Regions from separate parts of the Homo sapiens genome. Here region 2 is linked to region 1. Evidence: chromatin contacts called from ENCODE Hi-C or POLR2A ChIA-PET data. All regions are on one chromosome and are shown on one strand. Each heading gives the region's core, a stretch centred on a gene start or an enhancer-like site at or near the end of the contact. The rest is flanking DNA. Distances are from core to core; before and after follow the strand shown. Region 1 has its middle 5.9 kb from the start of SLC12A7. Region 2 has its middle 7.4 kb from the start of TERLR1.

What was found. A loop is a pair of places that touch in the nucleus more often than their neighbours do. ChIA-PET counts read pairs that join two places held with the same protein, here RNA polymerase II (POLR2A). Pooled maps may share reads with other maps.
Region 2: a loop to region 1 is called in a map of endothelial cell of hepatic sinusoid, with 15 times the contacts of the local background. The contact joins two enhancer-like sites. A Hi-C loop is called at or near these places in 1 of 168 maps with a recorded cell type or tissue (endothelial cell of hepatic sinusoid) and 4 of 50 pooled maps. POLR2A ChIA-PET finds 5 or more read pairs at or near these places in 3 of 52 experiments (Caco-2, HepG2 and WTC11).

The regions. Positions count from the first base shown.
Region 1 is chr5:1,115,144-1,120,838 of GRCh38, forward strand. It overlaps a transcript of SLC12A7 not described here. Among named protein-coding and RNA genes, the nearest start is that of SLC12A7, 5.9 kb to the left of the region's middle. RefSeq lists enhancers at 2,273-2,806, 3,877-4,410. Within about 2 kb of position 3,193, at least 18 of the 41 ENCODE cell types and tissues checked have a DNase peak (open chromatin) inside an H3K27ac peak, as active enhancers do.
Region 2 is chr5:1,183,175-1,188,869 of GRCh38, forward strand. No RefSeq gene overlaps it. Among named protein-coding and RNA genes, the nearest start is that of TERLR1, 7.4 kb to the left of the region's middle. RefSeq lists enhancers at 3,744-4,437, 4,438-5,130. Within about 2 kb of position 2,922, at least 2 of the 41 ENCODE cell types and tissues checked have a DNase peak (open chromatin) inside an H3K27ac peak, as active enhancers do.

The DNA.
Region 1 (5,695 bases), core at 1,943-4,442:
CGCATCCTTATGATGTGAGCCTGGTCATCTGCGATGGCCTCTTGGCCGTGTGCAGGGCACAGCCAGGGGAACCCTGGGATTTAGTGCGAAAGTGTAGCCGATGGTGGTTACATTCTGTGTGTAGATTCTCGAAACAGTCCCTGCTGCCTGCCACCCTGGGGTGGAGTTTCTAATGGATTAGGACGGACACCCAATGCCAGCTTCCAAGCCAGGAGGCCGCTCGTGCCCACGGCTTGGAATCAGGGCTGTGGCCTGGGAGGGCTCTCACCAGACGCAGGCTGCCTCCAGGTATCTGTGTGCCTCTGCCCACGGAGCTTCTCCCCAGGTCCGCGGGTCCCCCCAGTCCACTTCTGCTTTCCTGTTAGGGTGGGGGGCTCATCTCCTGGTGCGCCATCTGCATCCTTCTGGGCTGGGAACCTGCTGTCGGGTATCAGGCAGGGCGCACCTCCAGGGCTGAAGGATGCAGGTGGGGCTGGCAGGCAGAGTGTCCGTGGAGAGCTCCGTGTCCAGGGAAGGGGACACCTGGAGGAGGCCGGCCCTGGAGGCCCCACACTCCTTCTCACCAGAAAGCCACCCGCCTTCTGCCTGGCAGGGCCGGGCACCCACCCAGGTTCTTGCCTGTTGGCCCAGCACCCATGGTGAGTGGGGGAGAGAGCGAATAGGGCAGAGCAGAAGAGAGAGGGGAGGAAGGAGAATCGGGGGAAGGGGGAGGGAAAGGAAAGAGGTGGGAAGGGAGGAGAGGGAAGGGAGGCCCCAGTTACCCAAGGCTAAAGTGATTTTTAAAAAACAAACCTTTTTTTTTTTAAGCGTGGTGAGCCTCTCCTGGCAGGGTGGGGTATGTGGACATCAGTGGAGGAAGCAGAGTCTCCGGCCACCTGTGGGACCCACACTCTCCCTGCCCAGGAGTCCCACCAGGGCCGAGAATTCTGCCCATGGCCAGGGTGGCCCTAAAGCCCCACATCCGCCACCACCTGTGGGGGCTCGAAGGGAGCTGTGGTAGGCAGGGATGACAGAAGACCCCAGCCACAGCCCCAGGCCCATGGCTGCATCTCCCCTGAAGAAGCAGCCCTGTCCCAAGGGTTCTGCAAACAATGCCAGGCTCTTCCCAGGCAGGCACCGCAAGCTGCCCCCCGCCCCGATCCCTGGCTTGCCCAGGGCGGGGCCTCTGGGCCTGGTGGATGGTGGGCCTGGCCTGGCGCTGGGGAGCCTGTCTGCACAGTGGCCAGGTACGTGGGGTTCTGAGCCTCCCCCGGGTCCTGTGCCTGCTGGGCAGGGGTACATCCCATGGAGCTGAATCTGGGAATAGAAGGGGCCTCCCCTCCCACAGAGCTCGTCTCAGACCATCTGTGTCTGAGACTGTAAGTGACGCCAACAGAAGGTCAAGCTTGAGCGACAAAGCTCTCAGTCCTGTAATTCACGGACACTGAGTCTTCGCTCAAGTTCCCTCTGGAAGATTCCGTGGATGAGTCCGACACACTCTTCCCCTCACTCAGGAGGCTCCAGGATTTTTAGACCACGTGTGTGGCTTTCCTTCTCTCAAAGTGTAACTCACATAATGTTACTCAGAATCTCACACGGACGCCCGTGAGTTGCAGACACAGGGAAGGTTCGCATCTCCTCTGAAGTCCAAGCTGCCCAGAAGCCCACCCACCCCCCGCCAGCTCTCGTTCCTGCTCCACAGGTGACTTCTTTCCCGTGAAGCTTGGGCAAATGTTTGCTGTCGGCTCAGGGGGAAAGGCCATGCCAGGGTCCAGATGGGCTCAAAACCTCCCAACCTGGCAGACACGCAGCCCTTCAGAAATGGAAGCAGAGCCCAGGACACGATGTGGCCAATCCTCTCTCAGACGTCATAAAGAGCTGGGTTTGGAAGACGAGGCCAACCCTCATGGATGCCGCCCCCGACCCCAGCAACACCATGAGATCAGGGATTTGCTGGCTCTGTCTCAGAGCCGCGGAGGGTCCTGCTCAAACCCCAGAGCCGTGGGGATGGGCTGGGGGGCTGGTGGGGAGCGTACTGCGAGGGGCCACTGAGCAGGCTGGGGTGAGCTGGGCCTGGCCTGCGGGGGTGGGGGTGCAGCCTTCGCTGGGGAGGCAGCCAGGGAAGGGGTTCCTACCAGCCCGAGATGGAGCAACGAAGCAACTAGTGAAGCCAAGTTTGCAAAATTATCACCGTTGGTGGAAGGGTTCCGACCTGACTCCATCTTGGTTCTGACCTCCAAGCTGTCCTTGTTCCTTCCTGGGCGTAGGCTGAACTAACTTTGGGAGGAACTTAGTTTATAGTTAAAATAAACCTCCTTCTTGCCTGAGGGCTAGACTGCCTTTGTAGGATTAACAAATTAGCCACAAGATTAAAGAAATTGTGGTTTAGGAGTCATGCAGCTGGAGGCTACAAGATTCTGACCCTCCCTAAACTGCTCCTAAAATCCATGCTTGAGATGTTTTGCGGATCCTTGTTGCGCTAGATGGATCAGCTGGCACCACTCAGACCAATAGACTGGCTCATCTGATCTTGTGACCCCCACCAGGAACAGACTCCGCACAAAAGGACAGCTTCAATTCCCTATGAGTTCATCTCTGACCTGACCAATCAGCACTCCTGGCTCACTGGCTTCCTCACCCACTAAGCTGTCCTTAAAAACTGATCCCTGCCGGGCGCGGTAGCTCACGCCTGTAGTCCCAGCACTTTAGAAGGCTGAGGTGGGTGGATCACGAGGTCAGGAGATCGAGACCATCCTGGCTAACACGGTGAAACCCCGTCTCTACTAAAAATACACACAAAAACATTAGCCGGTCATGGTGGCAGGTGCCTGAAGTCCCAGCTACTCGGGAGGCTGAGGCAGGAGAATGGCGTGAACCCGGGAGGCGGAGCTTGCAGTGAGCTGAGAGCACGCCACTGCACTCCAGCCTGGGGGATAGAGTGAGACTCTGTCTCAAAAAAAGAAAAAAAGAACTGATCCCAAATGTGTGGGGAGACTGATTTCAGTAATAATAAAACTCCGGTCTCCCACACAGCCAGCTCTGCGTGAATCCCTCTTTCCCTATTGCGATTCCCCTGATTTGAGTGACAGTAAAACTCCGGTCTCCTGCACAGCCAGCTCTGCGTGAGTCATTCTTTCTCCCCTGTAATTCCCCTGTCTTGATCCATCAGCTCTGTCTGGGCAGCAGGCAAGGTGAACCCATTGGGCGGTTACATGAGGGGGAGTCCATGGGCCTCAGCCCCTTGAACAGAGAGATAAGAAGATCCCACACTGGGAAACGTTTCAGTGCAATCTGAGAACATCGTGGGCAGGCCTGGCAGCCATCCAGACCCGGCAGAAGAGTCTTCCTGGCAGCAGCGCCAGGGATTCTCCAAAAACAGGTGTGACCCAGACTCGCGCCCTCGCCAGACACAGATGAGCTGTTGGCCAAATGCGAAGGCCGCCAAAGCCGTCCTTGGGCGTGAAAGGTCTTGGGAAGTTTCCCCTTTCTAGACCGGGGGATGCCTCTTGCCAGGAAATTCGAATGAGTCCAGGAGGAAGGAGAAAGCCTGGACCTGACGTAGGCCTCAGAGAGCCTGGTCTCACCCATTTCTAATGGAACCCATTAAAAATCAGACAGTGTGGGGGACCCAGACAACAGTAAACAGCTGTGCTCATAACATCAAATGTGCTGGCCCCGCAGCCTTGCAGGTACCAAGGTTGTTTCTGGTGGCTTCTTCCAAGGCTGTGGGAGGTGTGGGCGTGTCTCGCTGAACTTCTGGGCCGGCTGGCGGGAGAGGCAGAGCTGGCGCTGACATCAGCCTCCCGGCGGGAGGGGCTCACAACCCACACTGAGCACCCAGAGCCAGACCTCCCCAGAGGAATGTTCTGGGGGAGAGGGAGGGGCACAGACGACTGCTCCCGAAAGGAGGGCCCTGCCTCGTTTTGTGGCCCCGCATCTGGTGTGCTCACCCTCAGTCTGCAGCAGCTCGAAGCCCTCCTGATGAGAGCCGACACAGGCAGGGGCCAGAGTCGCTTTTGCAGCGCTGGAAGGCTGAGTTCTGCCATCAGCTTTGCATTTTACAGCTTTCTGCTGGGATCAGAGAAGCACCTGCACAACCTCCCCTGCGTTTTCTAAACATTCAGCTGGGAACCTGGACTGCAAAGCCCGGCCTCAGTTACCGCCACTTTTTCCCAGAGCCCTTTTGGGGTGAGTTTTCTGGACTTGCTCATCAGGGCCAGCACTCGTTAAAGGTGAGGACCCCGTGATCCCACCCCGCACAGCAGTACCCAGACACCCGCTAGGGCCCCAGCTCCCAGGGGACGCCGCAGGCACGCACACATCCCTGCCCGGGTGACGCCGAGGTTACACAAGCCCTTTGGAAAGCTCTGGTGCTGCCTTGGCTGCACCATGACCCCCTCCAGCTGTGTGCGGCCGGCTCGCCGCCCATGGTGCTGTGGTCCTGGTTGGGCGGTGAGGTTCAGCCCTGACCGTCGGGCAGCGACCGTTTCAGGAAGCACGGGAACAACGGACTTTGAGCCACCTTCCTCTCCCCAGCACCCTTTCAGCCACCCCGTGCCAGGCTCCCCACCCACACAGCCCCATCCCAGGCACGCGGTGGCTCTGGAGGGCTGCATGTCAGGGTGCAGACCAGAACACGCCCGATTCCTTCCAGGCAATGGACAAATGGGGTCCACCGGCGCTGTCCTGTGATGGGCAGGCTGGGGGGCGGTGCCCAGCTTTGGGCCCTGTAGCCTCAGGCCTCCCCTCAGGCCACCTGCCCCCTGTGGCTGCTTCTGCCTCCCCGCAAAAATCCAGTCTGAGCTGGCTGAAGGCGCACAGGTGTCACCATGGCCCAGGCAGCTGGGACCCCCCCATAGGTCAACAGCCTGTCATTGGGGTCACTCAAGGGCCTTTCTGCCCAGCTGGCAGGGCCTGACCAGGTCCCCTGAATTTCACCCCCAGAGTGCAGTGGATCCCCCTGGGGCTGAGGGGACCCTCCACGGCCCCAAAGCCAGAGAGCACAGATTGACACTCAGAATCATGGCTGCAGACCCTGCCACAGCCCCAAACATGCTCTTCATAAGAGAAAGGCTGACAAAGTGGTCTTCACTAAAATGACACACTTCTCTTTCTCAGAAGACGCTCTCAAGGGCAGGGGAGCAAGCCCGGGTGCAGCTGGGTGGGCACCTGCCGTCCACAGGGCCCCCCCACCGGCAGTGTCCGGATCACACGAAGACGGCTTACAGACCAGCAAGGAAACGCTGAACCCGGAGGACAAGAGGGCAAAGACTTGAACTAACATGGAGGAGCACGTGGAGATGCCACCTCGCCGGGGGACGCGCGCCGTCGGCAGTGTGCCGGGGACACCACGGTGTGCTGGCCAGATGCTCACAGCCGCTGTACCTCCCCACACAACTGGAGGTCCGTGGAATGCACGGCCACTGTGGAAAACTCCAGACACGCCTCCATCACCACCCAGAAACCCCACTCTCAACAGAAACACACAGACACTAAGCAAAAGACACACAAAGGCCTTCCTGGGAGCCCAGACTGGACACAGCCCACATTCCCATCAGCAGGGCAGTGGGCGACGGGCCACAGATGGCGTGTCCCTTCAGGGAGTGTCTACCACACACGCCAGGGATGATCTCGCACGTGGGCTGCAGGGCAGGAGGAGGTCGGCATGATGCTGTCTACGTGAAGCTCAAGGGCAGGCAGGACTCACCCTGGGGTG
Region 2 (5,695 bases), core at 1,672-4,171, 68 kb after region 1:
TGCTAAAAATGTTCCCCCAAACAATGTTTCCTTGGAAGCACTTCCATTTCAAAATACAGCTGCAAAGTGCCTTGCTTGGCCCGTGAAGGTCAATGAGCCCGCAGAAGGGGCAGAGACAAAAGGGTTTTTAATAACGCTCCTTGCTGTCAGCAGCAGCACAGGCTCTGTAGACAAGTCAGGCTTTGTTCCCGGCAGTCCGCTGTCATTACATGGGGCAGCTCCATAAAGATACCAAGGCCAGCTCTGAGGCCAGGGTGCAGACTCCAGATGCACAGATGCTGGGCCGGGGATGCCCCTCACCTGGACAGGAGGACAAAATCCCCAGGAGCCCTGGACGGGGGTGGGGCAGGAATGGGGTAAACCACATGCAGCATCCAGCACCCGGCACCCGGCACCCAGAACCCAGCACCCGGCACTGTGCTCAGTAAGGCCTGGAGGACACCAGGGCCGGCCCCAGGGAAGAGGGGGAGAGCAGGTGGCTCCGTGGTCAGGGCTGGGCAGAGGCAGGAAGGGGCAGGGCCAGCGGCCTTTGGGTAACAGCGAAGCTCCTCCTTGCTTGGTTTTCAAGCTCTGAGACCCCTCAGGGGCTGCTGCAGGGGGTGAGGGAGGGGCAAGAAGGGGCATGAGGGGGAAATAGGAGACGTAAGGGGAGCTCACTTCTCCCCCAACCCTTTCCAGGGCAGCAGACCCCCTCTGGCCAGCGGTGTGTGCTCCACCTCCACCTAAGGCTTCCAGTCTGGGCTGCTAAATGGGGAGCCCCTGTCCCCACCCCGGGCGCAGCCCCAGGCTCCCGATAGGCTGGCAAGGCTGGAGAGCCATGGGCAGGCCCAGCCAGGGCCACCAAGGGTTCTGCACATCAGGGCGTGGAGATGATGAAGGGCTGGGTGCACACGGCCCTGGGGTGGGGCAGGAGGAGCACCCAGGGTCTGGGGGAAGGGGCCTGGATGGGTGGGACACGGGCATCCTAGCCGTGGGCAGAAACCTGGAGGCCCCAGAGAGCAGACTCACCTGGGGACGAGAGCTGCCTGAGTACCCCGCACGGGTGCAGGTGCTAGGCAGGCAGAGCTCCTGGAATGTTCCACAGAGGCGGACCCCGCTCTGCCCAGGTTCTCTTTGCAGGTGCTCAACAGGGTCACAGGTGCTTCTTGGAAAACCACAGGCCACTGAGAAGACACCTCCCCAGTTGACGGTTAATCACAAACCATTGGTTAGAAACCATTTTACAGGATTCTAGAGGTGCTTGGAGAAGGAGCTCAGGGATAACCCAGGTGCTGCGGGGTCGGGTCAGGCTGTGGCCTTGGACGCCCCTTCTGTCCCATCCACAAACTCAACTTGGCGCCTCTTGGGGCTGAGACTGGCACCCGAGCCTCCCCTGCAGTGGAGGCCCCTGTACGCCCTGGGGTCAGGTGGACGGAGGTGAGGACCACTCCCCCTCACCGGGACCCACGGACACTGTGCCCACATCCCAGGACCTTTCTTCTGGGCCATGGAGGCCAGGGGTGGCTGAGCTGCTAGTCTGAGGACCTGGGTTCATTTACTGACCAGGCCCCTAGCGGATGCTTGGGCCCCCAGCTGGAAGATGGGGCTGGTCCTGCCTGGGGAGGCTCCTCTGGGAGAGGCCATTGGGAGGGCTTTATCCTGGATGGGGCTGGGAGGTGAGCAGGGCCATTGGACTGGGCTGGGTTGTGGGAAGGAGACCTGGGGTCTGGTGCCCCTTGGCCTCCACCCTGAGTGGTCTCTTTGTCCCCAGGACTCAGTTTCCTCATCTGTAGAATGAGGGCTGACCCAGCCCACCCTTTGTCACCCGGTACCTGGAGTGCCTGGAGGGTCTGTGGAAGGAGCTCCTCCCCCAACTCCCAGAGGGAGTATTGGCACATACATGTGATACGTGTGTGCATATGCACACATGTCAGGATGGAGTTGGCACATATGTGTGATATGTGTGTGCATCTGCACACATGTGATGGAGCTGGCACATGTGTAACACGCTTGTGCATCTTTACACATCTGCACACATGTCAGGATGGAACTGGCACATATGTGTAACATGTGTGTGCACCTGCACACGTGTCATGATGAACTTTACACATGTGTGATGTGTGTGCATCTGCACACGTGTCGTGATGGAGCTGGCACATGTGTAACATGCTTGTGCATCTTTACACATCTGCACACATCAGGATGGAGCTGGCACATATGTGTAATATGCGTGTGCATCTGCACAAGTGTCAGAATGGAACTGGCACATATGTGTGATATGCGTGTACATATGCACACATGCGTCAGGATGGAAAATGCTGAATTGGCTGTTTCTCGCCCCCATGGATGGTGAAATGAGGACACTTCTCCTCTCCGTGTTTGTTCTGCATTTTCCAAATATGTTACAAAACTGTATTTTATAATCACAAAAGTTACAAAAACACACATTTACACTATGGTTATTTCTCTGACAATAACTACAATAACTAGGGGTGTCCCTTCACTTTTCCCAGCTGTGCACCATAGAGCAGAAGGGTTCCATGGATGGGACCAGGGCTTCCGTGCAGGACTCTGGCCCCCAGGCCTCCAGGCCACAAGCTTCAAGCTGGCTGCTTCCAGGCCCAGGGCTTCTGGCCGGGCAGCCTCCCTGGATGTCGTCCACTCAGGGCAGCCAGGGCCCCATCTGACACACTCTGTGGAGAGGAGGTCACAGCCCCTCTCTGTGCTTCCGCTGCCACCCGCTGATCTCAGCTGTTATCTTGACACAGAGGAAAGTCAAACTGCAGCCTGTCCCAGCTTATCTCTGGGTTATTTCCGCAAAGATCCACGTTTGGGTAAGCACTGGCTCTCCTGATAACCTAGCAGTAAACACAGCCAGGAATGTGATGCCCATAGGAGAGGCACAGTGCCAGTGCAAGGCCAGCGTCCCCTGGCTGGCAGGTGCCCAGAGCGCCACACGCACAGGTGTCCTGGGAATTCCCACCCAGGGACCAGAGCATCTGGGGCACGGCCCCTCCTGGGAATGCAGTGGCCCCAGCATGGAGCACCCATGAGTGCCGTGGGTGCCAGGGACAGGACCATGGGGACTGGCCCCCTCTCTCCCCTTCTGTCCTTTCTCTTCTCCTCTTCCCTCCTTCTCTGTCTCTATCTCTCTCTGCCTCTCTGTCTCTGTTTCTCTCTGCCTCTCTGTGTCCCTGTCTCTCTGTCTCTGTTTCTCTCTGCCTCTCTGTCTGTCTCCCTGTCTCTCTGCCTCTGTGTCTTGCTGTCTGTCTCCCCTGCCCCCCGGCCTCCTGCCCTGGTGGGTGGACACTCTGCTTCCCCTTCCCTGGAAAGCAAAGGTAGAGACAAGGGCAGGGGTGAAGGTGACCAGGAGGAATGTCGGAGGTGGAGCTGACCCTGCGGATTTAGCTCCAGGCCTTGGGGAGGTGGGAGGCCTCAGGGTCTCGTGACTTAGGAAGCTGCTGCTCAATAACTTGGGCCTTACAAACTCGGCTCCTCCATGAAAACAAACCACCCCGTTCAGAACAAAGGTTACTGATCCGTGATCACGAGGCCCCCCATGGCTGCCCTCTTGGCTGCTGCCCAATGCCGGGTGCTGAGGGATGTGAGAGGCACCACCAATGAGCCATCAGCATCCCTGGCACCTTTCTCTGGCTGGGCATGGGGGGCGTCCATGCTTTCAGGATGTCTCTGCCCTGTCCTGGTGGCTGCCCCAGGATGTGGGCACCCCCACCCCCTCCTGCTTTTCTCTCCTGGGCCCAGCCCGGCCTCACACTCATCTTGCTGCACCTGGAAGTTTCCAGAAGGGATGGAATCAGGGCCTTGGGCCTCCTCAGGAGAGACCTGTACTTCGCTGTGATAGCTCCAGCCACACCTCAGGTTTGACCGCCATGCTCCAGCTGGCAGCTCCTCCAGGGCAGATGCAGGAGCCCTGTGGCCCCGCTGGGGTGACGTGGGCCTTGGGGATGAGCCTCCACTGATAATTCTCAGGCAGGGATGGGTGGGAGGGCTGTGGAGTCCAGGACGCAGCAGGTCCAGTCCTTGTTGGGGCGCTTGACCCTGTGCTGGGGACGGCAGCCCCGCCTTGGCTGGCTGTGAGCAGATGGTGGGGGTGGCACAGGAGGACCAAGCCTGGCTTCCTGCTGCTTCCATCTCCTGAAAAGGCTCAGAGGCTATGAAAGGGCGGTGCCTCCGAGGTGGGCCCCCTCCCCACCACCCTACCCAATGGGAGGTCATTCTTCCTCCCTGCAGGGGAGCGAGGACCTGAGCGATGATTCCCACGTGTGTGTCTCCTGAGGGCTTGGTCCCTGTGAGATGCCCCAGGGCCCCGAAAAGCCAAGGCCAGGGCACGCTGGGACCCCTGCTGGCCTGGTGGCTTCCAAATGCTGCCCTTCAGTGAGGGCCCGGCTGAGCAGCCAGGTCATTACCAGTCTGCTGTGCCTGAGAAGTCCTCTGCAGACCTGAGGGTCCACCCACCACACTGGGCTGAAGGCACAGCCGGAGGCCTCTGTTGCTCAGCACTGAGAGGTCCTGGCTGGGAGCTGAGGCCTCTGCCAGCAGGCTGGGTGGGGGCTGGGGGTGGCACAGTGGCTGGGAGGAGGCGGCCGTCCCCCAGGAGAGAAAGAAGCCAGAAAGCATGTCCAAATGCAGTGCTGGGCCTGTGTGGGGCTGGGGCGGCTGCGGCCGGTCCTCGGTGTGCCTGGCCCCTGGCCGTCCATCCTGGCCACGTGGGTACCTCTGACCATGCTTTCAGGCTCTCCTCCTCAAGCCTTGAGGGTGCTGTGCCTCCTTGTCCCCTTGAAGGAGCAGGTGCTTGGATGTTGGAATGGCTTTGGCCGGCAGACTGTGGGCAGGGGTGGCCCATACTGGGTCCCCAGCTCTCCCCCGCCAGCTTCAGCAGCTGTGGACTCTGCAGGTGCTCTGGAGGTGCAGCTGCCTGGAGGATCCCTGGCCCATAGAACATTGTCATGGACAGTTGGGGGATGTTTGTTCCTGCAGCGTAGCCTCTCTTGTGCCGGCTAAAATGTCGTCTCTTCCAGATGATTTGAAAGATGGGGCATCTTATGTGGGAAACATCTAAAGCTGAAAGCCTGCCCCATTTCAATAAAATCCGAGAGGCAAAAACACGAAATTGATTAAGGGTCAAATCCCCTTTACAAAGGATTCCGGAAGCTCTTTGGTATATTTCAGCTGTATGTTGTTAAGCTTATGAAATTAGTGAAGGTTTTAAATAAATAATATTACCTACTGTGAGTGAAAGTTCAGTGAGTAGAAGATCCGTAATTCCTGCTGGCGGAAGCATAACTCAGCTTTTTATGGAGAATTTTGTGATGTACGTGTCTACCTGGAAGATAAGGGCAGCCTGTGGCCTTATAATTCCCATCACAGCAATCCACCCCAAGGACACCGTTGGAAATGTGGATTAAGTCATATGGGCAAGGAACATAGATTATAAAACTCTAAGTCTATTTGTGGTGAACTGAAGCCAGTGTTGTAAAAATTATGCATGATGGACAGATTGGGATTATTCCAGGATGGTAAAATTGGTTTAATATTTAACAATCAAACCGTGGGCCAGGTGCGGTGGCTTGTGCCTGTAATCCCAGCCCTTTGGGAGACCAAGGCGGGTGGATCACCTGAAGTTAGGATTTCGAGACCAGCCTGGCCAACATGGTGAAACCCTGTCTCTACTAACAATACAAAAATTAGCCGGGTG